Linked DNA regions of Homo sapiens: region 2 is linked to region 1. Evidence: read pairs that join two places in POLR2A ChIA-PET (ENCODE). Cell type or tissue: Panc1. All regions are shown on one strand. Links, peaks and the distances in the headings refer to the core of each region. The heading gives the core; the rest is flanking DNA. Region 1 overlaps HOXC13 (homeobox C13). Region 2 overlaps ATF7-NPFF (ATF7-NPFF readthrough).

Region 1 (14,552 bases), core at 1,986-9,985:
TCTAGGGAGTCCAGCATTTGAGTCTGTTCTCCCTGTAAGCAGAGCTCAGTGGGAGAGCGTTCTCCCTTCTGATACCTACAGAGGTCTTTGGGGGTGGGGGGCCCAGGGCAGCCACAGATGTCTCCCGACAGTGCCCAGCTCCCCGACCAGCTCCACGTGCCAAGCTCAGGGATGTTTTCCTTGGAAAGCATAGACCCAAAGACCTCCTAAGGGTGGGCCTGAAATTCCTCTGCATACGGAATTGGAAGAAGAGGTAGGTGGTTTAAAAAAAAATACTGAGTGATATTAGAGAGTGTAGCAAATAACATTCTTGTGAATATTATGAAATTACTTAGTATAACACAACTCAATACCAGGGTATGACCTACACTAGGCACCCTGACTTCTGATTGCCAGAATTAAGGATGGTGCAATTTTAGTACATGGTATTATGCATCACCTACCCTGTATTGGCTGTAATATTTTTATATAATATGATTTCTTTTATTAACTACCTAATATGAAATATACAATAATAGATTTCTAGAAAGACAATTCACATGTTCATAATACAGCAATGTATTTTAGAGAGATGGCCCTTTAATTCTCTATCTCACCAAAACACAAAGCTTCTTAGGAGATTGGGGTCCAGCAGGAATTCCTGGGGCAGGGAAGCCAATGGGCTATGCCAAGGGGCTAAGGGGTAAGGGATCAGGTGCCCACCAAACCCACTGTGGATTGGGGGCACAGGCCCAGAGCAATGTGCAATGGGTTTAGTGTGAAGAGGTAGAAGAGAAGGAGCTGTTCTATGTATGAATGTGGTGTGGAGTAGGGGTGAAGGATTGGAGAGAAGCTGAGAAATATCTTTGAGCAAAATAAACATCTCAAAGATTCCTAGGACACAAAACAAAACAAAACAAAACAAAACAAAACTCCACTAAAAATAAATACTTTTTTGATCACAGCCTCCTAGAGAAAAATATCTTTGAAATAAAAAAAGTATATCCCAATTGAGATTTAATACACTTGCAAATTATGGCATGGAAATGGATATAAAACCTAGCATGCCTCAGCAGCTATGTGCTCCCACAATCCCCGTGTGGAAATAGAATTGGGCTGATGTATCTCAGTGAGTGCAGAGGTACAGACAAGAGGCAGACGAATAAGAAATTATCTTCAGACACTCTCCATCTTTCTACCCACTCAGAGATCTTTTAGAAGTAGTGAGATTTCAAGATAACTCTGTCTGTGCAATTGTGGTTTGTTCGGCAACATGTAGGCATAAACACTGCTGTCTCTCTACAGTGCCTCTGGCTCTGAGAATCCTCATCTGTGGTAGTCTGGGCTGGTGTGGGAGATGGAGGCAATTGTTCAGCAAGATCCAGATAATTAGGGCCAAGATGTGTCGTGGCTTCTTCCTTCTCCCAATTATACAGACTCTTGCTTTATTGCTCTGGTTTTTTTTTTTTTCTCCCTACGGTGAGTGTAGACTTTTTTTTTTTTTTTTTTTTTTTTTTTTTTTTTTTTTGAGAGAGAGAGAGAAGCAGAAATTCCAGGAGAGAATCAGAAAGGGAGAAAAAGAGAGATGGGGTTTAGGAGAGAGAAAGAGGGAGAAAGAAACAGTGGGCTATTTGGACCACACTAGAAGTCTTTACTGACAAGCCTTTGGATTTGGGTTGGGAAGAGTAGCAAGCTGGATTTCTAGCTGGACAAGGCACTCTTCAGAGCCCAGAGCTTGCCTGTGGGGGGGCGGGTGGTCAAGGGTGGGTGGGCTGTGGGGAGCTGAACAGAGGGGCCCCGAAGCCCAAAAAGAAAGCCATGGCTGAGCATTGAGATGATTTTTATTTACTCCTCAAAGGTGTCTATTAGGTTTCCAGGCATGAAGTCATTCGTGTATGTGATCTGGAGGGAGACTAGGGAAGGGGTGATTGTAAGATTAATAACTAAGCCCCCACTCACTTTAGGCAGTGTACGCACATCTCCAGGTCCAAGCTACCAGATGTTTCTTCATCTCTACATACCATTTCCTTTCCAGATAAGGCAGCAGACAAAGAAAGGGGGCTTCTTTGAGAAGGCAAGACTGGAGTTATTTCCCCAGGAGGCCAAACCAACCTGCAGTTGGTCTGATCCAGGACAAATTGGCTAAATCAATCCTTGGCATCCTATAGAGAAAAATAACCAGTTTAAACCAGTTGTCTACTTTTTAAACTGATTTTTTTTAGGGTTGATTAAATCTCATTGGAAATTTAGAGCTAGAATTTAGGAAACCAAAATTGGATAGGTAATTGTGAGAGTTTAAAGAGAGTAAAGTAAAAAATTAGGGACAATTATCTGGCTAATTCAGAAACAAAAACCCACCTTTACCCTACTGTATTCTTCTCCAGGGAAAAGGAGGTGTTTTAAAGCTGGATTGTATTAGCTGGCCTATTTCCATTTTAAAACTTACTGTATCATTTTAAGAGTCAGAAAGTCTGGCTTTAAAATCTGGTTCTGCCACTTAAGTTATTTTACCCACTCTGAGCCTCAGATTCCTAATCTTGTAAAATGAGTTTAACAAAATAATCCTGAAAAAATGTTCTGAGGATTAAAAACAACAATAACAACAACAAAAGCAACAAACTCATGGTATCACTACATATCCTCTTCATTCTATTCTTGTCAACAAATCGTCAATTTCCCAAATCATGGTTACCTCTGTAAGAGTAAAACAAATTTGAGAACTGAGAGATTTAAAGATAATGGTCGTGTTCAAAAACAAATCCTTTTTAACCTAAAGGATCCATACTGTTTAAATAAAGTTATTTTGTTTTTTAGATTTTTTTAAATCATAGTTTATTCTCACAGAGGCAGAGAAAAATGCCAGGTCCAACAGTTTTCCTGAGAAATTGTCACCAGAAGACAGTCAAATGAGGCCATTGGACCCCGTCTCCCATTTTCTTCCTGAGCATTTTGTTTTCCCCTGTGTCTCACTGTGACCACTACTCTTCCCATTGTGTATAGAGTCCATGAGAGAAAGCAGACCCAATGGGGATGGGTACAGGGAAAGTGTTCTGTGAGGGTGGGATGGGAACAAACATTTCAGAAAGAACTTTGTGTCTTCCCTCTGGGCTGTGTCTATAGTTTCAAAATGTGGTAGGAATGAAGGGGAAACCCCAAATATTCAGCCCTCCTCATTAGCTTTCACCTAAAGTCTAATAATTACATGGAAAAAATTGAGGGCTGAGCTATCCAGATAATCTCCCTAGTTCCCCCACTTCCCCTTGAAAGTGTTGCGTGACCTTTATTGACAGGGATGAGGGTGGAGTAGAAAATGGAGTTAGAAGTGATATATATTGGTTTTAGTTTCTGTGAAATTCTCAGAGCCTAAAGAAACAGAACTGGTAATATTGGTTTGGATGACAGGCATCTAGGGTTTAGGGTTATGGTTGGTGCAAGGGATGTAGACAGTTTCCTTCAGCTGTGAAGGAATGGAGAGGGAAGGCGGTTGGAACAGAATTTGTTCTGTTTTGGTGGGACTGCAGTGTGGACCCCCTACTTCCAGAGACACCTGATTCCCTATATCTCAGGTTCAGGACCCCCCACCTTGGGTGTTAGGTGGTTCATAACATTGGACCCCAATTCCTAGAGTGTGGACCTCCAAGCAGGCTGGCTTCACCTGGACACTTATCTTCTATCTGTGCCTCACATCCCTAACGTAGGGCCAGTGTCCAAAGGCGTGAAGACTCATCTGGTGGTCTGGGCCCACTGAAGCTGACCCCCTGCCTGCCATGCCCTCCCTGAAATATACAACAGAATGTCTTCCTCTGGCAACGGGGCAGAATATAAACTAATAAGGACCCAAGCGATCTAACTGCAGGAAGGAGGGATTTTTCTGAATATCTGAAATTCTGCAAGCATGGCAGGCCAGGCTGGAATTTGGAGGGTCCCTTCTAAATATACAAGGATCCTAATATTGAGTGCTGTGAAGAGCCATATTGGGGCCTGAAACAAAAGAAAATCAGTAATACCGAACCCATGTTTATTTTTTTAATTGATATTTTGTTCATCATGGATGTTTTTGTATTCGTTTTGCTTTTTTAAACATTGCATTAAAATATCGTCTTGATTACTGAGTTTTTGGCGCCCCCTCCCTTAAACTTCGAGCCCAGTGGCCTCATCATAGTTGTGGTCTTGCTAAAATAACAGAAATGAAAAGCATTAGGGAGCTTCACTATGCAGTGCAATCCTCTGGCCCCGTTGAGCCCCTGCCAGAACTCTGTGCCTAGGCAGCCTCGGGTCCTCTATCTCAGTCCAGCCGCTTGCCTCACTTCTTCCCGCTTGCCTTATCTCCCCGCAGACGTGGTTCCCCTGCAGCCCGAGGTGAGCAGCTACCGGCGCGGGCGCAAGAAACGCGTGCCCTACACTAAGGTGCAGCTGAAGGAGCTAGAGAAGGAATACGCGGCTAGCAAGTTCATCACCAAAGAGAAGCGCCGGCGCATCTCCGCCACCACGAACCTCTCTGAGCGCCAGGTAACCATCTGGTTCCAGAACCGGCGGGTCAAAGAGAAGAAGGTGGTCAGCAAATCGAAAGCGCCTCATCTCCACTCCACCTGACCACCCACCCGCTGCTTGCCCCATCTATTTATGTCTCCGCTTTGTACCATAACCGAACCCACGGAAAGACGCTGCGCGGGTGCAGAAGAGTATTTAATGTTAAGGAAAGAGAAGAACCGCGCCGCCCGGAGGCAGAGAGGCTCCATGGCCGTGCTGCTGGGCCATCCCCAACTCCCTATCCCATCCCCAGCCTCCACCCCCATCCAGATGGGACTCACGTGGCTTCAACAGCTTTGGAAATGGGTCCCGAGTGGGCCGTGCGAGGAAGGCTGTCGACCTCTACTCCTCCTTGCGCTCACCTTGCCAGAAAGTCTGGTGGCAGCGCAGAGCCCAATCATTCCAACCAAAGCAGGGTTGGGGAATCCCGAATGGCCCCAATTCTTGCCTCATCCTATGACCAGGCTTTTAGAGGACCTTCCCTAAGGGCGCAGCTTCGGAGCAGGATCTGTCCAGCTCATACTTTCCTTCGCTGTCCCTCCCGCACTCCTTAGGCAAGATTTCCCAGTAAAGATTTTCTGTGCGTATTTTAAAAGTCGTGTTAATACTCATGATAATTATTAGGGACCTGGCAGCGTGATTGGAGTATGGATGTTTCCGTAAAAGCTGGAATTCCGTAAAAGCATTGACGCAGCCCCTACACTCCATCCCAACCAAGAAACTGCATTTCCTGGGGCCAGGTGGGAGCTGCCTTTGCCCCACTGCCTCCCCTGTTCTGCTCTCTCAGTCAACATGTGGAAATCCAAGGAGGACAAAGACTCCAGCCACGCTGCTAAATAGGGCTCCTCTCTCCTCTCTCTCTCTCTAGGTGGTAAGGTTGGGGATTAGTCCAGGTACAGAAGCAGAACTTTTTTCTAAGGATAAACATCTCTTCCAAGGGGATGGAGAGTGGGTCCCTCAACAAAGTCCCTGTCCAGTCACCTTTCCATCAGGGCACTAGCCCAGGAATGACTCCTCACACTTTCACCTTTACTGATTTCCAGAGGAAAGCTAGAGGATCTAGTTCAAGAGGCAAGAAGATCTGGCCCTCAATTAGCTAGATGTAGATGCTGCCTAACAGTTCCCTCCTCAAAGGCCACCTTGGTGCTGTGGGGGCCCCTTGCCTCTTCCCTTCCCACTGGTGCATTACAAAACAGTGTTCTTTTGAAATGTTCATCAGGAATAGGCTTTTTTAAAAAATGTTGTGTATCTGTATATAGTATTGTGATGTCTGAATGACAATGTACTGAATGCAAAAAGGAAAAAAACCCACAAACATGTTTTTAAAATAAAATATCTTTTTTTGCCTTGATTTTATTGCTCAGATTCTTTCTGAAGTCTATTCTGTCCACTGGCTCTTCAGGACAGTCTACTATGCCCTGACTCAGCCAGAATGATCAGGGGGAGGAGTATAGACATTGCTCCCAGCTGGGTAGATTCCAAACCCTTGTTTTGCTCCACTTAAGTTTTTGGGTTATCTATACTATCTATATAGGAGAAAACTTTCCATCCTGATGTCCAACTCAGATGAGTGTTTGTTGAGGAAGGAAAGACGTAATTGGTGACTGAAAGGCCTGGAGGCAGTGACAAAAATACATTGATGGTTACTTCGGTTAATAATTGGGGCTCAGATCTGGTTCTGGGTACTGAGAAAGTAGCATCCCAGCTGGGAACTGGATGAGGTAAATGCGGCAGCCGGTGGCAGTGAGGAATTAACCTTAGGCTCCTGGTGCTCTATTGCCCCAGAGGGCCCCGAATACCTTCAGCCAGTTCAGGACTGGAGTTGGGGCTGGGATGGGGTCAGCACAGCCTGCCAGGGGCAGCCTGAAGCTCAGCTTTTCCTGGCTGCACTTTTTTCTTCCCCCCACTTAACCTATGTAGAGAGGCTGAGCTGCTAGGACCCCTTTGGCCCCCAGTTTGCCAAACCAATCCCACTTTTACTCTCTGTATTCCTGGGAACCCCAGTCTTCTAGGCAATGAGGAGCCTATGTAGATGCTGCCACTAATTTGTTTTCCTGGTCGCATCAGTGCCTATCTCCCTATCTGGCAGAGTTAATGAGATCATTAAGTTGTCAGGTTAAGAGACTTTTTAAAAGCAATATAGCCTAAAACAATGTTATCTCAGATTAAATCTTTACTGCAGCAATTTTTATTTATATATAATATTTTTCCTCTCCTGAGACACAGAAACACTGGAGATGTCAGGTTGGAAATCAGAGTTCTCTGTTATCCCTTTGCCTGGTGGGGCTGAAGATTTAATAATTTCATTTAAATAAATTTTCCTGGGGAATAAACATATGCACATTTTGCGCACGCGCGCGCTTGCACACACACACACACACACACACACACACACACACACACGGAGTCTGAGAGAAAAAGAACCTGAAGAATTTGCCCTCTGTGGAGGCTCTGCTACTGACGTGGCTGCCAGTGTTGTTCTTCTGGGTCTCAACTCTGGGTTAACTACTAGAGAGCCACACGCTGTGCAGTGGAGATTTGAGGGAGAATAGGTGAATTTCCAGGAATAAGGTTAATTCTTAATTCCATCTGTCCTTTTTCTCCCCACCCACCATCCCAACCTCTCTCCCAAAATCCCTGGGTTTCCCCTGAGATGAAAGGAGTTGGAGACTGAGTGTGTGTGTTTGGTCAGAAAAAGAAACTAAGTGGACAAGAGGCCTGGGGCTCTGTTACTATGACCCCACCCTTCCTGACTGCTTTGGGTAGTCCCAAGCACAGCTGTAGGCAAACTGGAAATTGGGGACTCTGATTAAAGAGAAGTCTAGAGTTCTCAGAGGAATCCCTCTGCTTCTGCACACAAACCCATATATAATCATATGAGGTAGTCATCCCATATTGAGGGAACCACCCCTAAGGCTCTAGAAGGGAATAATGAAAAAAAAGAAGAGGAGCCAGGGGCGATGGCTCACGCCTGTAATCCCAACACTTTGGGAGGCTGAGGCGGGTGGATAGCTTGAGCTCAGGAATTCCAGACCAGCCTGGACAACATGGTGAAACCCAGTCTCTACCAAAAATAGAAAAACTTAACCTGGCATGGTGGTGCATGTCTGTGGAGGCTGAGGTGGGAGGATCTCTTGAACCCCGGTCGGGGGCAGGGGGGTGGAGGTTGCAGTGAGCTGAGATCTCACCATTGTATTCCAGCCTGAGTGACAGACCGAGACTCTGTCTCAAAAAAAAAAAAAAAAAAAAAAAAAGAAGAAGAAGAAAGAGGAGGAGGAGGTGAAGAAGAAGAAAAAGGAAAGCCTGTGCAGGCTCACTACTGGTGCATTGGGACACTGGTAAGCCTAAAAAGGACCTCAGTTCCTGAGTGCCTGTGAGCCCTCGTGCAGTGCATTAAATATACCCAGATTTATTTTGGAGGAGTATCATGCCTGGACTTATTTGGATATGACTTTACCATAAGAGTAAGCAAACACTGTGTGAGTGTGTGTGAGCATGTGTTTCGGGGAGGCACATTTGTGAAATATATTATTCTTTCCCTGAATAAGGATTTCTTCTTTAACACAACTCTGGTTGTGTTGATTTCTTACCTTTCCTTCTCCCAAGAATTGGCATTGTCTTTGGGGACTCTATGAGATAGTTCATCTCTTAGTCATGTCTCTAATATGTCTTTCTCTCCAAGGCCAGCCTCCTAGTGTTTGTGTTAAAAGTAAGACTAAGTGTGAAGGCAAATATGAGGATACCGGGGGTACAGGGTGATCTGAATTGCTGGTGAAACCTCTGTGAGGAAACGCAGACACACAGAGGGGCTGAGACTCCTGCTATCTTTCTCATAATCTGATGGTACTCCCCACTTCCCCTATCTCCCTAGGCCAGAGCTGGGAGGCCCAGGCAGCCAAGGGCCTCACAGGACTCTCCATCTAGTGGTCACTCTCCGGGGCTGCCAGAGAGGGCTTCAAGAGATTCTTTGCTGAGCTTGGGGGAAAAACCCTTCCCCACCCACATCTTAGTCTCCAGACAGAGGCCCAGCAGAATGGGCCTTTCAGCCAGCAGTCCCACAGCCGGAACCCAACTGAGAGAACAAGGGCAGCAGTTCTTTCCGCAGATCCCTCCATGACTGTCTGCTCCAGAGACCATCTGCTCCTGGGGTTGATCCACAGGCGGCTGGGTGAGCAATGTGGGGACAGTAGGCCAGTGTGGGTGCAAGGCAGGGGCAGGCCCCTGGGGCAGCCGCTATCTCTCTGAACAGCCCTCCTATTGGAGGTGGGGTCCATGCGGCAGGCAGCCCCTTCAGTGGCTCCATCTGTTCAAAAGAGAACTCCCCACCCTAGGATCTGCTGGGATCTGTGTTGGGTGGTATTGGAGCCCACCCCCAAGAAAACTCCAAGAGTGGTTCAGGCAGATGTATATCTAGACCTGCACTGGTGGAGAATTGAGGGGCCCTGGGGAGCTAGGGACTTCTGGGAGGAGGAGGAGGGGGCCAGAGCCTTTTCAAAACCAACCAGGCTCTTCCTCTTTTAGCCTTGACCGTGACTAGGTCTTTCTGACCTTGACATCACAGGGAGCACAGGGAAGGGGGGGGAGGGGTGGAAAAGGCCTTGATCTTCCGGTGGCCAGCGAAGGGGAGGGCTGCTTGCCCCCTTGACGCGCCATCCCCCTTCCCGCAGGAGCCCGCCGCCTCTGTTTACACACAGAGGAGGTGTCGTCTCCAGTCTAGACAAGGGCGCTAATAACGCCCATAAAAGGCGGCCTCTCCAGAGATGCTCTGGCAACTCCGCTCCCGCGCGCCTGCCGCTGGCCGCTTTCTCCACCTCCCCCCGCCCCGCCCTTCTCTGATACCTTGGCGAGGCCGGCGCACGGGCCTGGGGACGGGGAATCCAGAAGGCTTCTAGAGGCTGAGAATTCCTATCCCTCACCCTTATGAACCTCTTCTGTCTCCAAAGGTAAGTGGACCCTTGTTCCTGTCCGCGCTCTCCCAGCCTAGCGAGCCCCGGGGTTGGTAGTCCATTCCCCACCCCCACCTGCCTCCTGGTGGGGCCCATTGCTCCCACCCCAATCTGCCCAAGCCCCTTCCTCTGCCCGGAACTGGGGCCCCAGGTTTGGAAAGCAGTTGTGTAGCGGTGCTCAGCAGACCCTAAGCAGATCTCAGCTCCTCCCCAGAGCTGGGCCGGGCCAGTGGACAGGGTCAAAGCCAGAAAAGGAGGCCGAGGGGTGAGGGCACACCGGGTAGTCCTCACCCCCACCCAGCTTAGAGGTCGGTGGAGACGATTCACTGTTGCATTGCAGGCGGCTATGGGTGTGGCATTTGATGTGATTTTTTTTTTTAACTTGGTTCCCACACCTTCCCTGACACTCAGTAATTCACTAGGTGGAGGAGATCCTCTGCTGGTGGAGGGGGAAAATGTCAGAGCTGCGGCCCTATTTAACTGTTAGCGCGCCACCGAAGGAAACACAAAACGGGGGAAGGTGGTCCATTTAGGGATGCTCAGGTTGGGGTGGAGAGATGGCCTCCCAGATGTCCTTGCCTGGGGGCTCTCACTTCCCCCGCATTTTCTGAGAGGCAATCGGGCTGGAATCTTTTGGTGACAGAGGACTAGAGAAGCCGCGGGAGAACTGGAGAAGGTAGGGGCTCCGTTGGCCCCAGGCTACTTGCCTGAGCCTAAAAGCCTTACTGGGCTCCGTCACTGAGCGTTCCTACAAGCCTCCCTCCTCCAGGCTGCAAATCCCTAGAAAGCAGCACCTGGGGAAGGGATTTCCCAATCTGCTCTTTACCTCCCGGGCACCGGCAGGGAGGGCTGGGAGCCAGGTGGGCCCCAACCCCTGAAGGAGCCTGGAAGCCATGAAATAGGAGACTGAGCTCCCTACTCTACCCCCCAGCCTTGTTTGAACCCGACAAAAGTCAGGTCCCAAGCCTAAGTTGCCCCGAAGGGGCAAGGCAGACAGGGCTGCAGGGTTGGGCGGGGGGCAGGGAAGGGGGCAGGCCCTCCCACTCAGCCCCCTTCTCATCTTCCCTTCTCTCCGCCGGCCAAATCCCTGCTCACACCCCTGCTGGTGCTGAGTCCCGGCCTAATTTGCATACGAGGCAGAACCGCTTTCTGCAAACTAGACAGTGACCTTGAACTGGGCCGCTGCGGCCTCTGGACAGACCAGGGGTAAGGCAGCACTGCGCGGAATCACTCCCGACCACGGGTCGGCGGGGGAGCCAAAACGCAGTCACTCACAGCCGATTCCCCGCGGTCTAAGCCGCCAGCAGCCACGTTGCCTCTCCCACCAGAATCAGCGTAGATTTTATAATTAACTCCTTTCGCTGGGCTCAGCCGCAGTGGAGGCTGCTAGGATGCAGGAGGGATGGAGGCACAGAGAAGGTGTGAGAGAGGCGGCGGGGCATCCAGCTGGAGGACGAGCTGAGGGACACAGGCTGCCTTGGTCTTCAAGGAAAGCCTTGGACCACATCCTTGCTTTCAGCTTTAATTAACCCCGAGTTAATGAGCGAGGCTTAGTAGAGCCTGGCCAGCTGCGGCGGGAGCCAGTGGCCCAGGGGCCAGCAGGCAGGCCACCGCTCTAGCCTTGTGATCTGATAAATGTACGGGAGAGTTCGCACCAATCGCTCCACGGTTTGGGTGCCTCGGCCTGACCACCTATAGTTTTGCGCATGGTCAGCGAAGTGCCGGCGGGTTAAGCCCGGCTAGACACGGCTGCCCCGACTCCTTGGGATGCGAGTCCCTCGCCCAGCCCCAGCCTGCTCCCGGCGAACAGCTCTCGCCGAGGCTGGATTTAGATTTTAAGCGTCTCACCCGAGCCTCCCGCCGGCCCCGGGGACCCAGACTGGGAGCTGCATTTTTGTCCGAGCCCGGTTAAAAAACGGGTGCCTGAGTTGCGTGTGTCGCGGGGTTCCTTAACCACAAACGGAGCCTCGGTGGTGCACCGGAAGGCTGGACGCTTAGATTACCTGGGTCCTTGCCAGAGTCCTGAAAACCCCTAGGTTCCCGGTGGGTCTCAGGGAGCAGGACACCGGGGATGCGAATTTTGCTAGTGGTTGTCGACAGCTCTCCCTGAGAGGAATCAGGGTCAGCTGCAAAGAAGAAAGAGGGGTTTGTGCGTGCTTCTTTGCCCGCCGAATCCAAAACCTGGGGAAAACGGCCCTCTTTGATGAGGCTAAATCAGGCTAGAAGAAATGCGTGCCTGGAAGAAGGACGCCTTCACCCAATCTTCATTTCTCCTGCGTTGCATCCGCCGCCCTGTGGCCGCTGCTCCTCACGCTCAGCGGCCTGGCCTGGGAGGGCAGCGAGCAGAGCTCCCGGCCTGGGAGTTGCCTGCTGGGGTGGAGGGAATGGGGAGAGGCTGAGACCTTCCTCTTGGGGTCCCTCTTCTAGGAGATTGGAATTATCTGGGAAGGGAAAAGAGAATGAGGAGAATACTCCACCCCTCAAAGGCTAGTGATTATTTGGCAAAGCCCAGCTCGGCATCCCTCACACCAACAATAGCGGCTGAGCGCAGAGGCCTGGAGAGCCTGGGCGCAGACCTAGCTGCCCGCACGATGTTCTGATTGAAATCAACAGCAATATTAATGTCACACCCTGTTTATCTTTATGACCAAATTAACCCTCAAATAAAATGTTTTTTAAAAACTAAAATTTCAATGGCGCTCATCAATGTATCTTGAGAAGGGGAAATAAGATGTTACAGATGCTGTGACCTGGAATTTGCAGCTGAGAGATGCTCCTCTCCGTAGCCTCCCAGCCCCTTATCAGTTAGGCACAAAAAGGCCAATCCAGGCTGAGTCTCCTGCTCATTCCTTGGCGCCACCGGCTCTAACTGAAGGTGGCGGCTTCGGGTTTGCAGCCCATGGCTTGCCCTAAGTTCCGACAAGTGCGCCTAACGCGGGGCCGGCTCCTGGGGGCGGGAGGGGCTGGACCAGGCCGGGCAGCTAGGCAAGCAGGGGCGGGGAAGGGGAACCGGCCAAGCAGGGCAAGGGACAGGCACCGAGCTGCGAGCTTCGAACTGCTCCGGGCAGGGCGGCGCCCGCGGGGACACATTTCTGTCGGAGTGAGCAGCTACGGTTTGGGATATGAAATCGCCCGGGGAGCGGTGGAATTCAAAGAATCTGCGTTTCTCTCTGCCGCGTCCTGCAGAGGAGAGAGGGGAGGGAGAGGAAAAAAAGGGAGAATCTTCTCTGCTTCGATCTGCTTTTGCAGCTTTGGCTTATTCTCAGGCTTTCTCTGATATTTAACTTTCACCTAAATGGGTTTCTTTCTCATTCTCTCCGAATCTCTGTCTCCAATTTTCTTTCAATCTTCTGGTATTTTTTCGTATTTAGACGTTTACTGAACTATTTATCCAACCCTGTATTACTTAAGCCATGCATTGGTTAGAAGCTCGAAATAATCACATGGAAATTCGAGTGTTTTTTCTATTAGACCCCAAAAGGATACATCTGGTTTGGGGGAGTTTTATTTTGTCTTTCTTTTTAATCCGCTTGGCTGTGTTCTGTGGACCTAGTTGAGATCGGATTGTGGTTTTGCAGATGTTGATTATCTCACCAATGGCCAGCATTGCTTCTCGGCCTTCTCTGGAGGGAGCTTCTGAGTTTGCACCATAAATATAATTTCACCCCCCAATAAGATAATTCTTCAAGGGTTTTTTCCCTCAATCCTAGCCCCCTCAGGAGGCAACCTACTGCGGGCCTCTGCACTGCTATCTGATGGTCCCAGGGGCAGGCTTGGCCGGTTCTGGGGTGCAGTTGTCTCCTCCGCAGTGAGAATTAGGCCCCTCTCAGCCCAGTCAAGCCCTGTTAGGGGTCCAAAGCTTCCCACTGCAAAGACTCCAGGAGGCCCCCAGAAGCTCCTCAGTTCCCCGGAAATGACAGCAGAAGAGTAGTTCGCCCCCAGATTTTCAGGAGCAGGCAGGCAGGTCCATGTGGAGCTAGGCACCTCCTTTTGCTGCATTCTCTACCTCCCTTCCGCATCCTTCCTCTAGCCGTGAGTGGAGGTGTGAGGCTGGGTGGCTCCCGGCTCCAGAGGAAAACCCGGCATTATCAATTATCCTTGAGTATTGGGGAAGAGGACTCCAAATGTCTCTCCAAATTCCTGAGGATAAAGAGCTGATAAAGAAGTGTGCAGCAGCAGCTGGGGCGGGAAGAGATAACGGCAGGGAAACCTGTCCTTACCCCCACTTCGCCTCTACTGTAAATAAACCCCGAGCCAAAGGGCTCATCCGTCTCCTTAAACAGTCAGTAAACTTTATATGACACAATATCTAATAGTAATTTATTGAGGAGATATTGTAAATTCCAACGGTTTTAGTTAATAAAGAAGCTAATTAAAGAGGGACAGGCTGTGCTTGGCCAGCTGTTGGCGATAAGATAATATATGGGGGGGGGTGCAGGTTATAGGGGTGTATATATGCGGGCATTTTTTGGTGTGTGTTTTTTCCCTTTTGCCCCGTGTTGGGCAATTGCTTTACTCTCTGCGTTAGGTTATATACATTGTTTTAGAAAATCAGTTCAGCAAATAAACCTGCCCCCGCCCTTTGTTACCCCACTCACCCCCAGGATTGGGGAAGGGGGAAGTTAGAGTGCGGGATGGGATGGTGGGGGGGGGGGATCGGTTGTCCCCACCCCTCCCCCTGGCGGCCGTGCCCACGTGAGTGGGGCGGCCAATGGGTGACTGGTGCAGATTTAACTATGTTTAATGTCAGATAGCAATAAAGTAGAAGCTGCCGGTCGGGCCCCGCGGAAATGGGCGAGCATAATCTCCTGAATCCCGGGTTTGTGGGGCCGCTGGTAAACATCCACACGGGAGACACCTTCTACTTCCCCAACTTCCGCGCGTCCGGGGCGCAGCTTCCCGGGCTGCCTTCGCTGTCCTACCCACGCCGCGACAACGTGTGCTCCCTGTCCTGGCCGTCGGCGGAGCCGTGCAATGGCTACCCGCAGCCCTACCTCGGCAGCCCAGTGTCTCTCAACCCTCCCTTCGGCCGCACGTGCGAGCTGGCGCGCGTGGAGGACGGCAAGGGTTACTACCGCGAGCCGTGCGCCGAGGGTG
Region 2 (16,027 bases), core at 4,641-12,640, 340 kb before region 1:
GGATACGAAGCAATAAACAGCTTTGGAGGTTGGTTAAATGCCAAGTGAAGCCAGGACTACAACACCATAAACATTATTCCTATTATATGACAAGATAAGGAGGTACAAGAAGCTGCCCTCAATCCCATCACAACTAGGGCTCCATCACTATTCTTGGCCTTAGAAAGGAAAAGCAGGCCCCAGAGGTCTATGAGTTAGTTATATGTTTCGTATCTCAGTTAGAAAGATATGAAGAGAATTTCAACCTGTACCTAAATGTCCTCTGGGAGAAGAGAAGAAGATCTGACAGTAGATCTCTCCAGGCAAAAAAAGAGTAATAGCCCCTCAGGGTCACACTGGACAGAGAAATAATCGAAGGATTTTTTCCTTAAAAGGACAGAGGTGGGCTGGGTGTGGTGGCTCATGCCTGAAATCCCAGCACTTTGGAAGACCAAGAGGGGCAGATCACCTCCAGTCAGGAGTTCGAGACCAGCCTGATCAACATGGCGAAACCTGTCTCTACTAAAAATACAAAAAAATTAGCCGGGAGTGGCAGTGGGCGCCTGTAATCCCAGCTACTTGGGAGGCTGAGGCAGGAGAATCACTTGAACCCAGGAGGTAGAGGTTTCAGTGAGCCGAGATCGCGCCACTGCACTCTAGCCTGGGCGATAAGAGCGAAACTCCATCTCACAAAAACAAAACAAAAAAAGGATGGAGGTGATACAAAATAGTTATGACAGAAACCTTTCTCACTGGCTAAGAACAAGATGATACTAACTCTCCATGAGTAGTATCTCCTCAGAGGAAATGCGTTCCTGTTTTTAAGGAAATTGACATTCTGATAAGCTGATATGACCAGCTTCTGTTCAAACACTTGATTATGGTAACCAGAAAGACTACTTAAATCTGCATAATTTATACTGCAAACCTGTGTCATGTGCCTGAGAGGGAGGCATAGGAATATGGAATTTGTTGATCCCAGTAATAAAAAACTGGGCAAAAAGCATCCAAAAGGTAAGTTATCTAACTGCGTTTATATGAAATAACATCTAAAATTCAAGATTACTGACAGAGACATAGTATTTATTCCCGCTTCCACATACAATGGAACAATTTTATAATCCATATTCAAGTAAAAGCGTCCTCCAAAAGTATAAAAAACTTATAAGACTTCCTATTAATAGATTCAGTACCAAACTATATTTCTATTATTTTAACAACACAAAGCTGTTTTATAGTCACAATGTCTTTAAATAGATGCTATCTTATAAACATTTCAAAAACCCATACAACTCAAATTCAACCAGTCCTCTGCCAAGAGGGTATCTGGGGCACTGTTGCCTTAACAACACTAACCCCATTCTCAGGAGGCAGCTCTATTAACTGCTCCTGCTACCACATTCCACAGAGAGGTATTAGCAGGGATATTGCTTTCCCTGAGTTCCTCTTCATGAGGTTGATGAGGCCTCAAGAGAAACAAAAAAATCTCAACAGGAGAATAGGAATAACAGGGCTAAAAAACCCTATCACCTGTCTTTTCCGCTAAGAATGCAGACAGCACAACCTTCAGCAGCGTTTTTTTTTTAAGCACATGCAGCATATTTAGAACTCAGCTGTGTCACATCAGACTTACTGGTGGGAAGTGGATCATGAACAGAATCCAAAAATAACAGCCATTAAAGACCTAGCAACCAAAACATGTTTACGTATCCATTGAAAGCCTAGTGGTTTTGATTATATAGTGGAGAGCATAATCCACTAGTCTATTCTGGGTGAATTTTCCTTTCACCTTCCCTTAATATTAAGGCACAGGACAATTTCTGAGTTTAGGAATGCATAGGGTAAAGTCTGGGCAAGGAGCAGATATTGACATAATGCAAGGTTCCTATAGTTTTGTTTGTTTTTTAAGAAATAGTAGCCAGGCACGGTGGCTCACGCCTGTAATCCCAGCACTTTGGGAGGCTCAGACGGGAGGACCACGAGGTCAGGAGACTGAGACCATCCTGGCTAACACGGTGAAACCCTGTCTCTACTAAAAATACAAAAAATTAGCTGGGTGTGGTGGCGGGTGCCTGTAGTCCCAGCTACTCGGGAGGCTGAGACAGGAGAATGGCGTGAACCCAGGAGGCGGAGCTTGCAGTGAGCTGATATAGCGCCACGGCACTCCAGCTTGGGCGACAGAGTGGAACTCTGTCTCAAAAAAAAAAAAAAAAAATAGTATCCTGAGTTATAATTGTTTTCATTCCTACTTCCTCTACCCAGTAGAAGCCACTGCTTTTTGAGACTTCTATGGTAGCAGGTTCTAAACCACGTCTTGCAAAAATTATCATGGTCCTTATTACCCATCCTGGGATTTACATAGCCTTTTTATTATTCTACCATTTCTGGAAGAAAGAACTTGAATCAATGACAAATGGATTACAAATAGTTTGAAAGGCTCAAGGTGGCTCCAGAATGAAACCATTCTCAAGGGATATTAAGGAAGTTGGATGACAGGCTAAGGGTAGTTCACTTTACCAAATTTATCTTATCTGCCAGATTTTCACTATTTCATACACATAAAGCAATCACAGTAAATCTTGTAGAGATCCCAATCTAGAGTTATTTGTTACCAGATCGTGGGAGAAACTTGGAAGAGACTAAATATAACTAAAGAACTATAATCTCACCTGACCATAAAGTTTTGACATGCAAAGGGGGTAAATGGGTGAATCATGCTACCTTCAAAACCTTAAGTTGTACCTTTGTATCCTTTTTCTATGAAATAAGTATCTTGAATCCAAAAGAAAGAGGTAGCAATGTTCCACACTCACCTTCCTACTGAGGGGAAAAAAGCTTTTAGAACCTAAGCCGGAGGTTATAATGAATCCTAATAACCAAAATACCAACAAATAATTCAGAAACAGGAGACAGAAGTAGGGGAAGGAAATGGCTTATGGTAAATGGAACACAACCTTACGAGAAGGAACCAAAGTCAAAGTCCCTACTATTTTCCTACCTCCAGTCCAAAACACAGCAAAACAAAAACAAATTTCACAAATCTGTGACATTTCACAAATTTCAGTGGATACTACTCTTTTCTGATAAGACAGCCTGAAAAGGTGTTATTTATATCTTTCTTCCTCAGAGAGCTTAAGAGATGCTTTTCTCATATATTCCTTATTTTTATCTTCTATTTTTACTTCTTTGCAAAGTCCTTGTCTGGGTTGTTTTAAGCATATAACATATATGAGGAGTTCAGGAGTAGTTTAAACAATAAGTGAAGAAAAATAATGGTAAGTATTAGAAAAATAAATCTTTTCACCAAAAATGCCTATTTTTCAACTAAAAGCAAGAAGTGAAAAAGGTACAAGGTATCGGTCATAAGCATCATAGTAAATAGTATTATCTAATTCCATGTAAAAATTTGGAGAGATCATTTTTAAATTTATTTATTTTGAGACAGTGTCTCGCTCTGTTGCCCAGGCTAGAGTGCAGTGGCATGATCATGGCCCACTGTAGCCTTGAACTCCTGGACTCTCAAGTGATCCTCCTGCATCAGCCTCCCAAGTAGCTGGGACTACAGGCGTGTGCCACCATGCCTGGCTAATTTTTAAATTTTTTTTTTTTGTAAAGACAGGGTCTCACTATATTGTCCAGGCTGGTCTCAAACTCCTGAGCTCAAGCAATCACCCTGCCTTGGACTCTGAAAGTGCTGGGATTACAGGCATGAGCCATACCAGGCTAGGAGAGATCATTTTTAGAAATGTATTTCAATAAAGCTGTCTGAAAAGTGAAACAAATGTATTCTATTTTCCCAACTGGCTTTTACTGCAAATATTTATATACATCCATATATAAATGGAGATATATATATATTCTATATATATATATGAAATCACATGGGGAAACATGTAGTAAATAATAAAGTTGAAAACTTTGACATGAAAGGAAATACACCCTAGGATGGCAAATACTGCAGAATATGATGCCTTTTTTGGTCTTTTGTCAAAATTTTAGCATTTACTGGAATTTGGAATCTTCCTTCTGTTCATTCCTTGTCACCACCCCCATTTTATCTACCTCTCAAATTCATAGGAATCTCTGAAATTTAACTCTTCTTTTTGTCCAGATATTTACAATGTTTAATATAACTAGTGTGTAATCTCACACACCACCAGTAAGTGTCAGTGGACAGTCACATGACATATTCCTAAGTGAACAGAAACTCAACCCTTTGAGTTCTATAAAACAAATTAATGAAGGCAAATAAAACTTCCTTCGTATTCCTTTCTTCATCCTTTGTGGAACATGGCAATAGAGGAAGGTCTAGGAAGAAGAGTTAAGAAGATGCAAAATGAAAAAAAAAGGCGATTTCAACAAAATTACTTTATTAAAAAAGCATATGATGAAAAATGACATACAATATACACATATGAATATAATTACGTGACAGCTGACATACAGAACAATGCATTTATGGCATTAGACAGAGAAAATGTTTATATAATGCTGTGAGATCTCAAGTTCTCTATTGGATTCGTCTTTCCTAGATAGGTATCTGCTGTAGCTGCTAACAATGATTTTCTGGATCAACAGTCAAAAGAAATTTTTTTTTCCTTATTTAAAAAATCCAAATAGATTCTGGCAAATTGAGGTTCACAATGAGTGGGTACATTATCAGCTGCCTCTCCAAATATGTTAAGCAGACTTTTATATCCATGCAGGTTGAAGAGAAAACATTTCTTTCTTTCTTTTTTTTTTTTTGAGACGGAGTTTCGCTCTTGTCACCCAGGCTGGAGTGCAGTCGCACAATTTCGGCTCACTGGAACCTCCACCTCTTGGGCTCAAGCCATTCTCCTGCCTCAGCCTCCTGAGTAGCTGGGATTACAGGCATGTGCCACCACACCCAGCTAATTTTGTATTTTTAGTAGAGATGGGGTTTTGGCCAGGCTGGTCTCCAACTCCTGACCTCAGGTGATCTGCCCATCTCGGCCTCCCAAAGTGCTGGGATCACAGGCGTGAGCCACCGCGCCCGGCATGAAGAGAAAACATTTCTAAACTTGCTTTGTATTTAGATGGACAGCTTTAGAAAGGAGGAGACAGCAACATGTATTTTTCCATACTGTGTGGTGGGAAACAAACACCAGTAGAATAACAATATGGAAGACAGCAAGGCAGATTTCATTACGGTAGAGTGCCTACACTTCCTCATAACTTGGATTTACACACTGCAAATCCTCTGATCTGATTACCTCCAGTGATCACGTAAAATACTGGCTTTAAACTCTTTGCCTTAGTGATAAAACAGCCACTTTGATTCACAACGAGACATTCACAATAAAGTATATTGTAAACGTACCTGTCCACAGCCCGGGGCATTGCACACAAACGGTCTGTCGTCTCCCATATTTCATATAGCAGAGAGGAGCTGAGGAGGGGGAGGTGAGGGAAAAAGTTATGTTAAATATGCTGGAGCAAAAAAAAAAAAAAAGTGCTTCAAAAATATCAACCCTAGAAACAGGTGTTCCACGAATGCCATCTATCAAAGTTGTAAACACAGGCTACTTTGGGGAGACCCATTAGACAGGTGGCATATGATCTACTGTGTCTCAACTGAAACTTTTAATTAGAAAGAATGAGATCTAAATAGTCAAGGAATTTCAAACCTTTGCTAGATTTTCCCTCTTTCTACTACAGTATATAACACACTTCTCCAGTCTGTTGAATTACAACTAGTGCAGTTCCTTATGTCAATAAATTCACTGAACGCTCGATGCGGAAGCCATATTTCTGAACGAGAGAAGACCAAAATTTGTCATTTAATTAATTAAGGGATTATAGGAGGGGTGCTCCATTTTACAGGGCCATAATCTGGCTCCCTGGTGTATAAACTACGAGACTGTTGGCAAGGGCTGTTTATCCCATATTATTGCCAAAGAAAACAAAGCACCCATCCTATTGGGCTACATGGGAAATGGCTTTCATTAATAAAAAAATAAAAATAAAAACCGGGAGCCTCCTCCTCCCCCCACCAATCGTCTGTGGCAAATGGAGAAGTATCGATGCCCTTCCCCCTTCTGATTCTATTTACGGCTAGGTTTTTAAAAGCAGCAATAAAACAAATGTCGACTCTTTGGGGGTTTACTGGGTGAACATGTTCCGGCTGTTTGTGCTGCTTTCGGCCAGTGTTCTTGGGCTGCTCTGTTGCAGCCAACAGATGTGTGCTGCTGCAGGGGATGAAAGAAATGGCACTAAAAGGCATCACCATCTATCCCTTCTATTTCTCTGAAGACTTTAACAGGGTTTATACCGTTTTATAAATTATTGAAGCTAAACTCTCAAAGTGTTTATTGAAATTCTTTGTTGAAGAACAATAATTCCAATCTGAATGTGTGGGAGAAATTTCTCATATTCCAACTAGGAATAAAAATAGAAGTGGAGATGGATAAAGATTAGAAATGCAAATCATAGTAAAAAACAATTCCTAAAAGATAAACTGTATTTTGGAAGGTGGAAGAGAAAAATGGAGTGGGGGGTAAAATAGTCTTATAAACTCCTAAAGGATATTTTCAAACATCCTTCCATGAAAGAGAAAGGTATACAAAAGAATACGAACGAGGGAAGATGAGAGAGGAACTACAATTTGAATATGCCTGCAAGTGACTTCAGAACTGTAACCAAATTTCAAATTTTTATCTTGGAAATAAACTGAAATGTCAGGACAATCTGTCAGGCTCGCGTTGAAATAAAATGTTAACGTGCTAGACTGAATCTGGTAATCGGAAAACCATGCTTAAAACTCAGAGGGTAGCTAGGTAACATCTCTCCTACTCTCTTAGGACTCACTGTGGGGTTAGAAACCAGTATTTCTCGTTGTCTAATCAGTAATTCCACAACTAATCGGTGTTTAAAATTGTGGGGTGCCCCATAAAATAGAAGGGGTTTCTTGGTCATCTTTCAGTGTGATAGAAACATGGTCTAACTAGGAAGGAAAATGATGCTACAGCACTACTGTAATGGAACAGAGCCTATACGTACATACATGTACATGGATTTATATCACATTTAGCCAGGATAAATTGCTTCAATAAATTCTGTTCCTAGGAGAGGCCAGCTCAAGCTGATGATTGGGTACTGGGAAATGAGAGCTTCATTCTTCTTCACACAGCCCCAGGATGAGGGGGGTTTTCTGGTTGGTTGGTTTGTTTTAAATACATGATTTTTTTAGCACTTTCGGGAACTACAACATGCTACAAAAAATAAATACAAGTAAACAAAAGTAAATAAATGCAATGACCAGGACCATTAAGGCTGAAAACTTAGAGCATGTCTGGAAAGCAATTCATCTCTGCAAAAATTCCTAACTCCTGTGCTAGAGAAAATTTCACTACATGTCCCAGAATCTGCTTTCCTAATATAATCACAAAATGAGAATTTTATTTCAACGAGGTCCTCTAATATATTTTCAACCAGGAAGTAAACTACAAGGGCTAGAGTAGACACAACACAAGGATCAGGCAGGATTCCTTACTTTTATCTTGATTCTGTTATTTGATGCTAAATTTTCTCATTTTTCTACCTATTTAGAGGAGGGAAAGAGTTCTTGCTGAGAAGTGGGACAGTATTGGCATAGGAAGTGGTGAAATAAATTCTGGAATGGCTTCCCTCAAACCACAAAATTCAAAATGTAACTTGCCTTTGCACAATCACATCACACTATATGGCTTCCAAATTTTATTTAGTGGCACACTTACTAGAAAATAGAGATGAAAAATCATGACTTTCTGAAAGAAAAAAAAACAAAAACAAAAAAATTTGGGGGGAAAAAGCATTAAAATCTAACAGAAGTAAGTATTTTCATTGCTCTTAAATATTCAACTGACAGCCACTAACTAGGATTTCCTGCTTCCTTCTAAATTTGCTGGCCTTTGTTTTACCATTTTCACCAAAGGGAGATCACAATGAGAGGAAGAAGCCTCTCTTCTTAAACACCCACAATTATTCTTAAATCTTTCCCTCAATCTCTTGCCTCTTGTCGTTTCCATTATTCTTGTTTAAAATTTTTTTCACTCTAAAGTGATTTTTAAAATTTAAGTATTTAACAAAAATAAGAATGATCTGTCTCCCCATTAAAAAAAAAAACACAGCTAACACCTTTTTTAAAAAAATTTCTCCTTCACTCCTGGTCTGCTGCATCAATTGCTACATATAAAGAATGTCATTTTGCTGATTTCTATCTAACACTTAAAACAAATCTTTAATTATCAGTGAGGTCTCACTGATGCCATCTCAAAAACAAAAAGCAACACATTTCTGTAGTGTAAACAGACTGAGACATAAAGGGAAATCTTGAAAAACAATGCTGCCACTCACTAGAATTTAACTCACAGCTCATTTATAACCATACTGCTTGACAAGCAGATCATGTGTCTGGGCATGGCACTCAGTGTGTCATCTCCTTCCCAACCTATTCTTCAGGATGAAACATAAGCATTTTATAGAACTAAACAATAAATGACAGAAGAGGGATACACACATTAAGAAGCACTGACAAGGAGAAGTGGGATGCTTTCAGCAAACATCTTAGAACAGGGAAGACAAAGATGCATAAAAAAGCTGTCCTAGAGGCCAACATCTGCAGAAAAGGCTCAGGTACTCAGTCACCAGAATTTTTTAAATGATTAAAAAAACTTAATACTTACTCAAAAGAGAAAGTTACGTAAATGCTGGGAGAGAACTGAAGAAAACCCAAGATTTAGAGAATGATTTTTAATAACTGAGATAATTTCATAAAATCTCAGAGGTAGATCCTAAAATGGTCACTGTGTAAGAAAACAGATTATTTATGTATATCTAGATATATGTCTATATCTATATATTTTAATAGACTAAGCATGGAGTCTGTCACTGAGGACTACAAAGTAAATTCTCTAAACCTCGTGTGATATTACCATTACAATATAATTTAATAAGAAAAAAGAATGCAGATATGGTGTGATGTGATCTTTTCTCTAGTAACCAACTGATGTTAATAAGATGGCCCAACTCTAAGCAAGGAATAAAAGCCACATACAAACACATCCAGGGGCCTGTTATCAGGTTCCTAATGACAAAAAGCAGATACTGCTAGGTACAAAAAAATTAGAAGGATAATGCACTGTAAGTATCAAAGAGTCATAAAAATCTAGAAGATGTTAAGATTAGCTATCATTCATTCATTCATTAATTCATTCAGAAACCACTAATAAGGAACTACCAAGTGCTAGGCAAAGTGGATATAAAAACAAAAAGACAATAGGCCTTTACACAAAAATAATATTTTACTCATCTGTCATGAAAGAAATCATCATCATTAAGAATGATGGCTTAATTTACAAGTTCAATTAGTCAGAGGTTGATCAGTATACATATCATTTAGACGCTATGTATATGGTCATTTATCAAATTATTTTGCTAGCAACTCCAGATTATAAAAAAGAGGAGTTAACAGTCTTAGTAAAAGATTTAATAAGGAGCCAGGCACGGTGGTTCATGCCTGTAATCCCAGCACTTTGGGAGGCGGAGGCAGGCAGATCACCCGAGGTCAGGAGTTTGAGACCAGCCTGACCAACATGGTGAAACCCTGTCTCTACTAAAAATACAAACATTAGCCAGGCATGGTGGCGCATGCCTGTAATCCCAGCTACTTGGGAGGCTGAGGCAGGAGAATTGCTTGAACCCAGGAGGCAGAGTTTGCAGTGAGCTGAGATTGCGCCATTGCACTCCAGCCTGGGCAACAAGAGTGAAATTCTGTCTCAAAAAAAAAAAAAAAAAAAAGATTTAAGAAGGAAGAAGTTTGAAATTAATAACCGTAATTTGCTTTTTGGATTATACACATTTAGTGAGTTTTAAAATTCATTAATTCACCAAATAATTTACTCAGTGCCTAAGCACAGTGCCATATGCCCTAGGCCCAAGTAATTCAAGAGTAAATGAGACAGATATGATTTCTGCCCTCATAGAGCTTATTTACATTCTAAAAGGAAGAAACAAGTAATAAGCAAGTAAGCTAAATAATTTTAGATTAACAGCAGATAACTGCTATTAAAGGAAAATGAAATTGTGATGTGTTAGTGACTGGGTGAGGGTTATTTCAGTTTTCTGACTAGAAAGGGGATGGCTGCATTATCTGTAATCAAAAGAGGTATGGGGTAGAATATAGAGATCTAGATTAAAACTTCAGGAAGCCTTTCTTCTCACAACACAGTAGATATTCAATAAATATTCACTGATTTAATATTTAATAAATATTTAAAGTCTATATTAAGTTTGCACTTAACTTCAGGTTTCTGCAGAAAGCTGCTGGATCCACAAAATATTTGCTATGCAGGTATTTATGTATTTAAGGCTACACATATTTTAAATCCATATTTATGACTATGTTATGCCTAAGGCACTTTATATGACCACAGCCAACCAAGTCTATGCTTTTGTCACCCAAATAACATGAAGCTCTGTAGTTTTTGGTTACACTGCTAAAAATGGAAAGAAGGGAGTAGTTTGTCAAGTTAACCCCTAATCAAACCTTAAAAACAAAACCTCACCTGAGCTATTAAGATATATATATATATATTCAAGTACAAGAGAATGCCAATAGAGTATGCAGCAGAAAGGGCACTTTTTTTTTTTGAGACGGAGTTTCGCTTTTGTTGCCCAGGTTAGAGTGAGTGCAATGGCATGATCTCGGCTCACCACAACCTCTGCCTCCCGGATTCAAGCGATTCTCCTACCTCAGCCTCCCAAGTAGCTGAGATTACAGGCATGTGCCACCACGCCTGGCTAATTTTGTATTTTTAGTAGAGATGGGGTTTCTCCATGTTGGTCAGGCTGGTCTCCAACTCCAGACCTTAGGTGATCCACCCGCCTTGGTCTCCCAAAGTGCTGGGATTACAGACATGAGCCACTGTGCCTGGCCTGGCACGTTTTTTTTTAAATTTTAATATTATTATACTTTAAGTTTTAGGGTACATGTGCACAACGTGCAGGTTTGTTACATATGTATACATGTGCCATGTTGGTGTGCTGCACCCATTAACTTGTCATTTACATTAGGTATATCTCCTAATGCTATCCCTCCCCCCTCCCCCCACCCCACAACAGTCCCCAGTGTGTGATGTTCCCCTTCCTGTGTCCATGTGTTCTCATTGTTCAATTCCCACCTATAAGTGAGAACATGCGGTGTTTGGTTTTTTGTCTTTGCGATAGTTTGCTGAGAATGATGGTTTCCAGTTTCATCCATGTCCCTACAAAGGACATGAACTCATCATTTTTATGGCTGCATAGTATTCCATGGTGTATATGTGCCAAATTTTCTTAATCCAGTCTATCGTTGATGGACATTTAGGTTGGTTCCAAGTCTTTGCTATTGTGAATAGTGCCGCTATAAACATACGTGTGCATGTGTCTTTATAGCAGCATGATTTATAATCCTTTGGGTATATATCCAGTAATGGGATGGCTGGGTCAAATGGTATTTCTAGTTCTAGATCCCTGAGGAATGGCCACACTGACTTCCACAATGGTTGAACTAGTTTACAGTCCCACCAACAGTGTAAAAGTGTTCCTATTTCTCCACATCCTTTCCAGCACCTGTTGTTTCCTAACTTTTTAATGATTGCCATTCTAACTGGTGTGAGATGGTACCTCATTGTGGTTTTGATTTGCATTTCTCTGATGGCCTGGCACTTTTATATAGTACTTTTGGGAGTACATATTTAGACGATCTTTCTGGAAGTCAATTTGGCAATATTTATATTAAATGTCTTAAAATGTTTTATATCCTTTGAACATTTCATTCTTCTTTCAGTCTCTCTATTCTAAGGATAAAACCAGACATGTGGACCATTTTTGCATTGAGCGTTTAACCACAGTCATCTTTATGACCAAAAAAGAACAGGAATTTAAACAAGAATGGATAAATATAAATTAAGGTACTGCCTTATAATAAACTATCTTTAAGTTATAAAAGAATAACATTTTGAAAACTAAAAATATGAGAAAATGCCGTATGTTAAATGGGAAAAAAAAACAGAATATAAAATTGTACATGCACCATAATTGTAAATCTACAGAAAAGCAAACAAAATAATAAGCATAGAAAAGATAAGGGAATTAACATCAAAATGTTGATAATGGTTATCTCTGGATAATGGCATCCTAGGTGATTCTATTTTCTTCCTTGTACTTTTAGTATTTTTCAAAGTCTCTACAATAATCACAGATTGCTTTTAGTAAATCAAAAAATTATAATGTAATCTAATAAGAAAAAAGAATGCAGATATGCATGATTGAAAAAAGTCTGAGTTGGCCAGGCGCAGTGGCTCACTCCTGTAATCCCAGCACTCTGGGAGGCCGAGGCGGGCAGATCACGAGGTCAAGAGATCGAGACCATCCTGGCCAACACGGTGAAACTCCATCTCTACTAAAAATACAAAAAAATTAGCTGGGTGTGGTGGTGCATGCCTGTAGTCCCAGCTACCCAGGAGGCTGAGGCAGAAGAATCACTTGAACCCAGGAGGCAGAGGTTGCAGTGAGCTGAGATTGTGCCACTGCGCTCCAGCCTGGTGATAGAACAAGACTCTGTCTCAAAAAAAAAAAAAAAAAAAGAAAGAAGTCTGAGTTTAAAAAAAGAGGTCCATATCTGCCTATTCTAAAGCACTAAACAGTATATTTAAAAATTATACAAAACTACTCATTTTCTAACTACAAAGAAACAGAACCAAGTGACAAATTAAGTTCAAAAAGGACCATAAAAAATTCTAAAGTTATAAACCGTTTCATATAGAAACAAACACGGTGGAAACTCGTTTATAAACACACAAGGTAAAACAGGCAATTCAAAATAGCTCCTCCTTTTGTTACCTTCCAGGACCCATTTTGAATGCTTCCTAACAACAATTATGCTTATATCAGACAATCAGAAATTGCCCCAACCATGCATCACAAAGGGAATATAGAGCTGAAACCAAGTTTAGCAGGTACCGAATACCTTTCAGCTCAGTACAAACTAGCTGAAAAACTTAGAAAGGTACCCAAACAGAGCTCTATGGGCTCTATTTCTTTATGATAATAAAAAAATTATATGCAAACAGCTCTCTTTTAAACACACAACTTCAGTTACCACGTTTCAGACTCTAAGATAATTTAGCTGCCATTAAGCAAAGAGTACAAATACGAGATCTTCGCCACAGCAGTCTCAACATTTTATATTCTCCCTAGGATACTCAGTGCTGCTCTGATTTCCATTACATCTAGCAAAGTGACTTAAGATTCCAGTTAACACATGAACTGTGAGACTATAATGCAGGTTATGGGAACCCCAGAAAACAAAGTAGACTACTCAAGTTTTACTAGGCAGTAGATTATTTAGGTATTAAAATTTCTCTTCATAGGCCAGGTGCCATGGCTCACACCTGTAATCCCAACACTTTAGGAGGCTGAGGTCAGAGGACAGCTTGAGGTCCGGAGTTCAAGACCAGTCTAGCCAACAAAGCAAGAGCCTGTTTCTTTTCTTTCTCTTTTTTCCTTTTTTTTTTTTTTGAGACAGGGTTCTGCTCTTGTTGCCCAGGCTGGAGTCCAATGGTGTGTTCTCAGCTCACCACAACCTCTGCCTTCCAGGTTCAAGCGATTCTCCTGCCTCAGCCTCCCAAGTAGCTGGGATTACAGGCATGCGCCACCACATGCAGCTAATTTTGTATTTTTAGTAGAGACGGGGTTTCTCCATGTTGGTCAGACTGGTCTCCAACTCCCGACCTCAGGTGATCTGCCCGCCTCAGCCTCCCAAAGTGCTGGGATTATAGGCATGAGCCACTCCGCCTGGCCACGAGACCCTGTTTCTTAAAAAAAAAAAAAAAAAATTAGCCATGCACAGTGGTGTGTGCCTGTAGTTCCAGCTACTCGGGAGCTCGGGAGACCGAGATGAGAGGATCCCTTGAGCCCAAGAGTTCAAGGTGGTAGTGAGCTATGATCACACCACGGCACTCCAGCCTGGGTGATAGACTGGGACTCTTAAAAAAAAAAAAAAAAGTTCATAAATTCTGGATTAATTTTCCATTGAATTATTTAGCATAATAATAGTTTAGCATATATTATCTCAATACTAAATCAAATGTCCCAAAAGGATATGCTGAAAGCATATATGTACCACTATAATCTTAAACTAATTAGCCTTATTGTTTTAAATGTTATGCTTTTTTTTTTTTTTAGACAGGGTCTTGCTCTGTCGCCCAGGCTGGAGTGCAGTGGTGTGATCTTGGCTTACTGCAACCTTTGCCTCCTGGGTTCAACAGATTCTCATGCCTCAGCCTCTTGAGTAGCTGGGACTATAGGCACGCACCACCACGCCCGGCTAATTTTTGTATTTTTAGTAGAGACGGGGTTTCACCATGTTAGCCAGGCTGGTTTCGAACTCCTGACCTCAAGTGATCCGCCCGCCTCGGCCTCCCAAAGTGCTGGGATTACAGGCGTGAGCCACCGTGCCCGGATTTTAGCCTTATTGTTTTATATTAGTGTTTTGTAAAGCACTTGCTAACAGACTGGAAAACTGAGGCAGAGAGTTACAAAATATATATAGACAAAAAAGGTCAAGGGGTTAAGGTCAGTCTGATCCTAGTTACCTGTTCTCATACATTCCAAACGAGATACAAAAATGGGCCAGGTGCAGTGGCTCACACCTGTAATCCCAGCACTTTGGGACGACGAGGCAGGTGGATCCCTTCAGGCCAGACGTTGAAGACCAGTCTGGCTAACATGGTGAAACCCTATCTCTACTAAAAATACAAAAATTAGCCGGGTGTCATGGCAGGCACCTGTAATCCCAGCTACTTGGGAGGGTGAGGTGGGAGAATCACTTGAACCCAGAAGGCGGAGGTTGCAGTGAGCTGAGATCACACCACTGCACTCCAGCCTGGGCAATAGAGTGAGACTCTGTCTCAAAAAAAAAAAAAAAAAAAGGTACAAGAATGGACACCACATCTATTTACAACCTCTAAAAAGTTGTCTACTTACAACTGAATCATGTTTTACCAACACTTCAGAGCGTAACAGGTACTGTTATATATGCTTATTATATATAAACATGTTACATATGCTTATTATATAAATAAATGTCCCGAAACATGAATTTGAGGGGCTACATGTTCTGGGGTATCATTTTATTTAGGAAAATTAAGTGATGCTCATAGTTTGTTTTTTATGGTGAGTTTTCTTGTTTGTTTGAGACAAGGTCTCGCTGTCACCCAGGCTGGAGTACAGTGGCATGATCACAGTTCACTACAGCCTCGACCTCCTAGTTCAAGTGATCCTCCTGTCTCGGCCTCTTGAGTAGCTGGGACTATAGGTGCACACCACCATGCCCAGCTCATTTTTTTTTTTTGTAGAGACAGGGGGTCTTGCCATGTAGCCCAGGCTGGTCTCAAAATTCCTGGGCTCAAGCGATCCTCCTGCCTTGGCCTCCCAAAGTTCTGGGATTACAAGGGTGAGCCATTGTACCCAGCTAATATTCACATTTTTAACATTAAGCATGTTTTATTGTAATTATTTTAAAATTCATTATCCAGGCTGGGTGTGGTGGCTCACACCTGTAATCCCGGCATTTTGGGAGGCCAAGGTGGGCAGATTACGAGGTCAGGAGATCGAGACACTCCTGGCCAAAATGGTGAAACCCCGTCTCTACCAAAAATACAAAAATTAGCTGGGCATGGTGGCACGTGCTCCGGAGGCTGAGGCAGGAGAATCGCTCAAACCAGGGAGTTGGAGGTTGCAGTGGGCCGAGATCACGCCACTGCACTCCAGCCTGGTGACAGAGCGAGACTCTATCGCAAAACAAACAAACAAACAAACAAAATTCTTAATCCAGTAATAGTATATATGATGAGTTAGCAAACTTCAACTCATGGGCAAAATTCAGCCTATCACCTATTTTTATATGGCCCACAAGCTAAGAGTAGTTTTTACATTTTTCTTTTCTTTTCTTTTTGAGACAGAGTCTCACTCTGTTGCCCAGGTTAGAGTGCAGTAACGGGATCTT

The links. ChIA-PET counts read pairs that join two places held together with the same protein. Peaks named below come from ENCODE experiments on the same cell type or tissue, not always from the same donor. Only the 100,000 strongest peaks of a DNase experiment are listed, where the experiment ranks them.
Region 2: POLR2A ChIA-PET joins it to region 1 with 10 read pairs; 2 of 35 experiments call an interaction of 5 or more read pairs at or near these places.

The regions. Positions count from the first base shown.
Region 1 is chr12:53,940,685-53,955,236 of GRCh38, forward strand. It overlaps HOXC13 (homeobox C13), which reads left to right. Exons shown (of 2, transcript NM_017410.3): 2 at 4,316-5,860. The coding sequence ends at 4,572. HOXC12 (homeobox C12) reads left to right here and starts at 14,219. Exons shown (of 2, transcript NM_173860.3): 1 at 14,219-14,552. The coding sequence starts at 14,246. It overlaps LOC105369775 (a long non-coding RNA gene), which reads right to left. Exons shown (of 3, transcript XR_944977.2): 3 at 12,701-13,595. RefSeq lists an enhancer at 10,858-11,445. In Panc1, for the core only: CTCF peaks have their summits at 8,438 (motif pointing left), 8,643 and 9,893; no DNase peak of the experiment used is centred there; H3K4me3 peaks cover 1,794 bases; H3K27ac peaks cover 7,872 bases.
Region 2 is chr12:53,595,633-53,611,659 of GRCh38, forward strand. ATF7-NPFF (ATF7-NPFF readthrough) reads right to left here. Exons shown (of 15, transcript NR_159377.1): 2 at 5,321-5,389. It overlaps ATF7 (activating transcription factor 7), which reads right to left. Exons shown (of 12, transcript NM_006856.3): 2 at 5,321-5,389. The coding sequence starts at 5,368. Among named protein-coding and RNA genes, the nearest start is that of ATF7, 23 kb to the right of the region's middle. RefSeq lists a silencer at 8,260-8,460. In Panc1, for the core only: no CTCF peak of the experiment used is centred there; no DNase peak of the experiment used is centred there; H3K27ac peaks cover 367 bases.